Linked DNA regions of Homo sapiens: region 2 is linked to region 1. A link is an interaction called in ENCODE POLR2A ChIA-PET data of the cell type or tissue named here. Cell type or tissue: A673. All regions are shown on one strand.

Region 1 (2,500 bases):
TCCCATAGCAACTGAGGATGCCAGGGGCGTGGGGGTGGGAAAGCTGCCAAGGAGGGAGGCCCCAGGCCAGGGCCTGGGCATGATCAGGAGCCCTGAGACTCCCTGTCCATGGGGTGCAGCCTGGCCTAGATTGACCCAGAGCCATAGGGACCCCGAGTGTTTGAGCCACCTCTCAGCCCCAAGAGCAAACAGAAAGGAAGGCTGCTGTGACTTCAAAGGAGTTCCATGGGGGGCAGTCCCCTAGATGGGAGCAAAGTGGCTCAGAGCCCCTCAGCCCACTTCACGCTTGCCCACCAGCGGCTCCTCTGAGGCCAGCTCCCCACACCATGCCCTCACTGGGCACTTAACCCAGACAGTGCTGTCGCAAGAAGATGCCCTCCTCTCCTGGCCCATCAGGAAACCCCCAACCATAAGACATCTGGAGAAAGCCCCACTGGAGGTGGGGGGGAGGGGACAGGTGGGATGATGCGGCTGGGGCCGAGAGGGGCTGGGGAGGTAGTGGGCTCTCAGCTGCACAGCCCTCAGGTCAGGATTCTCATTCCTCAGACTGAAAGACAGACAGACAGACAGACCCTGCATCCCCTTTAGCTTTGCTTTCTAGGCTCCCCAAGGGCTTTCTGCCTCAGTCATTTTGGGGAGCTGCAGGAGGTGTGGCCACAGGCCCGAGGAAGAGGCCAGGCCTGGGCCTGGCCTCTTCCATCCATACACAAGCATGTATTTACAGGGACACAGCAATACAGACATGTACAAATACACACCAAGCATGCACCCATGCCCATAAATATACACACACACACGCACAAACATGAGCCATTCCACAGGCCAACTCTGCAAACCGGCATCATTGGGTAGCGTCTGAGGGGCCGAGGGGAGGGGGTGTTTCCCCTTCCCACAGAGCTGCAAGCTCCTCACTGCCCCCAGCCCTGGGCTGCACAGTGAGGGAAACAGGAGCAAGCTGTTCCGGAAACTCTGACAATGAGAGCTGGATCCGACGACTGAGTTATTGCTGCTCCCTCCCCCTCTCCCAGAGATGCTACTGGTCCCCCATATCCATTCTCTTCTCCTCCATCAATAAGATAACTCCCAAGGTGAGGCCAGGCACATGGCGGCCCCGCTGAAGACTACACTTCCCAGGTTCCCTAGCAGCTGCTTGTGGCCATGTGACTGAGTCCCAGCCAATGAGAGGCCAGCAGAGGTGAGCCTGCCAATTCTGGCTCATGCCTTTAGCAAAAAGTGGGTGTGCCCTCTTGTCTATTTCTGCTTCCCCCAGGCTTGGATGCACACAGGAGGGTGGGCGCTGGAGCAGCCGCTGTGTACCCAGAATTGGAAGGTGCGTATGAAGAAACGCAGAGCTGCCCTACCAGCTCTGGGCCATCTCAATCTAGACTAATTAGAAACAAGCTTCCATCTTGCTTAAACCACTGTATTTCAGGGTCTCCTAATCACAGCAGCTCAGAATCAACTCCAACAAAGACATCCCCACCAAGGCAAGCTATGAGGAACAGGAAGCATACAACTGGCCTTATTGTCCCTTTTTGGGCCCAAGACAGCCTCATGGCCCCTTTCTGGCCCCCAGCCAGCCTGCCCCAAGGAAGGGCACAACAGTGACTGCACCTGGGACAGTGGACAGCTGGGACTGGGTGTCAGAAGGAAGGGGTGATGGGGAGGGAGAGACGGATCCGTGCAGAGGACTCATGTCAGTCTTCTCCTCCCCACTTCCCCCTCAAGGCCACACCTACAACTGGACTCTTGGCCTTGCAAGGACTGAGTGCACAGTCCACAAGACAGCAATGTGAAAGGGAGAAGGAACGTCAACGCCGGGTTTAGAACCAAAAGGAAAGCTCCTCAGGGTTCTCCAGGCCCCTGTGTTGGCTCACGACAGCCTGAGGGGTGCACAGAGACAGACTCAGGCACCAGCATCCCAGGGCAGCCAGGTCCTGTCCTTTGCGGCAGGGGGTGGAGTTCTGTCTCCATCTGGCCCAGCACTTCTGACTACACTGCAAAGCATCCCTCAGCACCTCCTCTTGGTAGGATGTGGCTTTTTCATCTCTTCCCTACGAGGTGTCCACGCTTCCTCCTGGACCCAAATGCATCTACTTACAGAGCCCTGGGTCCTCCTGGCAGGCCGGTCTCCCACACGGAGCCCAAGGCCCAGGGATGCCAAATGGTGGGCTTTTTCCCGGCCTGGCCACCCCCCAGAGGCTGCCTGGTGAGATCCTGCAGGCTCTCTTCCCCAATCCTGCCTACCCTCCCCCGCTACCCAGGGACCACCACGCACACTCCAGTGGCACCTCCTGGCCACAGCAGTCTTGGCAGTCATAAGGGCCACCCAGACGTCACGGCCTGCGCCCTCTCCCAACAGGAGGGATATTTTCTGAGCTCAAAGGCCTGACCCTTGATTCACAAGGGCTTCAGTAGGGAAACCCTACCCCCACCCCCACTCCCCACCCACTCCTGGTCCCCTCAAGAACCAAGGAGCCGGCAGGAGGCAGGGAGATAG
Region 2 (2,500 bases), 580 kb before region 1:
GATTAAGGTGGCATATGATAGAGTGTATATTCCAATCTACTTGGTTCTATGGACATTCTTTGGTTAATGACATAACATATCCACTGTGATGGTTAATTTTAGGTATCAACTTGACTGTGTTGAGAGATCCCTAGATGGCTGGTGAAGCATTGCTTCTGGGTGTGCCTGGGAGGGTGTTTCCAGAGGAGACTGACAGGTAAGTCGGGGAGTGAGACTATTGCCCTCAATGTGGGCAGGCACTATCCCATTGGCTAGGGGCCTGAATGGAAAAACCCTGTAGAAGAAGGGTGCATTCTCTGTCTCTTCCAGGATGGGATTCCCTCCTCCTCCTGCTCTTGAACATCAGAACTCCACGATCTTCAGCCTTTGGACTCTGGGATTTGCACCAGCAGCCTCTTGGGGCTCTCAGGCCTTCAGCCTTGGACTGAAAGTTACACCACTGGCTTCCTTGGTTCTTAAGCCTCTCAACTTGGGCTGAGACACGCCTGAGCTTCTCTGGTTCTCCGACTTGCAGACGGGCTATTGTGGGACTTCTCGGCCTTCATAATCACAGGAGCCAATTCTCCTACTAAATCCTCTCTCATGTATCCATACAAATATATATTCTGTTGGTTCTGTCTCTCTAGAGAACCCTAATATATCCAGAGTCAAGGCATCTCTTTGAACTAGGGCATTCACATAATTCCCACAGTACAAGACAAATACAGATATGCGCTCATGCTACTGGAATTCAACATCGTATATGAATAGCTTTTAATTAAACTTACGAAGGCATTATAAACTGTACAGGTAACAAAAATCAATTTTACATACTTTGTATCATGCAACATATTTTTGACAGAGTGATATCAGTTTCTTTACACAGAAATTAATTAGTTGATTATCATGATGTGACAAGCTTCCACATTCTAGCCTGGGCAACATGGCGAAACTCCATCTCTACAAAAAATACAAAAATTAACTGGGCATGGTGGCATGTGCCCGTAATCCCAGCTACTCAGGAAGGTGAGGTAGGAGGATCACTTGAGCCTCGGAGGTTGAAGTTGTAGTGAGATGAAATCATGCCACTGCACTCCAGCCTGGTGACAGAGTGAAACTCTGTCTCAAAAAAAATTTAAAAAGAAAAAAAAAAAAAAGAAAAGAAGCTTCCACAGTTAAGAGTGCAATGTAGTAAGGAGAAATGTACAAAAGTATTCAAATATCAGTAAGTTTATAATCAAGTTGGAGGGAGACTATCACATAAAACCAAGCTTTCTTAAATACTTCAGTTCAAATTTTAAATATAAACAATAATATATACCAGCAAATATAGAGAAGCATTCAAACTAAAGTTATTTTTCAAGATACACACCCCTAAGAAGTTTTATCCTTATCTTAATCAGGTTACCAATGAAAATACTTTGCAACTCTTATTTTGTTTCCAAACTAGTTTACAAATCACACAAGGAAAGCTGCCTTATTACACTGAGCTCATTTTGGACCTCAAACAGTATTACCCAGATGAGAAATCACATATCCAGACCTGAAAACATACTCCTGGTTGCTCCTCAAAATCAAATCCATCCTGAAAGAAGGAAGATATTCCCCCTACGGAAATTCCAAAGAATATCTCATACTCTGGAAGCAACCCCTAAAGAATTCCTGATATTTTAAGAAAAGGCAAGACTTCCGCTTCCAGAAAAGGTGAAGTAACGAGAGCAATATTTATCCTCATACCTGAAACAACTAAGAAACTGGATGAAATATATAAAACAGTTTTTAAGATACTGGCCACAGGCAGCATGGGACAGTGATGTGATCCCTGAGACACGGCAAATGAAGAAGGTGGCCTATGACTGGCCTAGCTTGCTGCCTAGGGAAAGTTTCCCAGTCACAGAACAGGGAGGGAAACCCAGGGGGAACTCAGAGGAATACCTTTACTTGAGGAGCCAGAGCTAGATTCTGAAAAGGCCAAGGAATCAGAATTTGCAGCATACAGTAGTACCAAGAGAGAAAAGAGCTGCACAGAGAAAGAACTCCAGAGATCTGTAGGAGACCCTCTGAGTATTCAGCTGAGTTCAAAAACAGCACGTTTATGTGAGAAAACTGCCCTAAGCTGGGGAAATAACTACCCAAAATGATTAGAAGAAACAATCTTTGGAACTCACACGGGGCCAGGAATTGTGCCTAATCTCACCAGACAGAGTAAAAACCATCATTCGTGGGGCACTAAGTAGAAGACTCAGAAGATTCAGTTGCTTCAGTAGTGAAGAACATTAATCCAAAGTACTGTTCTGCTTCCATCTAACAGAGCTTAAAAGCAACACCCAAATGGATCAAACAGCGTCGATCCAGAACAAAGCTCAATAATATTTACAGAGATACACAAAGATCCACCATCCAATAATATAAAACTTACAAAGTTTAGCATCCAATAAAAATCACCAGACATGAACTGTATGCCAACAAATTAGAAAACCTAGATGAAATAGACAAATTCCTAGAAAGACACAAACTACCA

Evidence for each region. Peaks named below come from ENCODE experiments on the same cell type or tissue, not always from the same donor. Only the 100,000 strongest peaks of a DNase experiment are listed, where the experiment ranks them.
Region 2: POLR2A ChIA-PET joins it to region 1 with 11 read pairs; 2 of 35 experiments call an interaction of 5 or more read pairs at or near these places.

Annotation. Positions count from the first base shown.
Region 1 is chr22:39,489,006-39,491,505 of GRCh38, reverse strand. It overlaps MGAT3 (beta-1,4-mannosyl-glycoprotein 4-beta-N-acetylglucosaminyltransferase), which reads right to left. Exons shown (of 2, transcript NM_002409.5): 2 at 1-2,500. Among named protein-coding and RNA genes, the nearest start is that of MIEF1, 12 kb to the left of the region's middle. RefSeq lists an enhancer at 1,028-1,322. In A673, no CTCF peak of the experiment used is centred here; a DNase peak (open chromatin) is centred at 1,175.
Region 2 is chr22:40,065,528-40,068,027 of GRCh38, reverse strand. It overlaps a transcript of TNRC6B not described here. Among named protein-coding and RNA genes, the nearest start is that of TNRC6B-DT, 22 kb to the right of the region's middle. In A673, no CTCF peak of the experiment used is centred here; no DNase peak of the experiment used is centred here.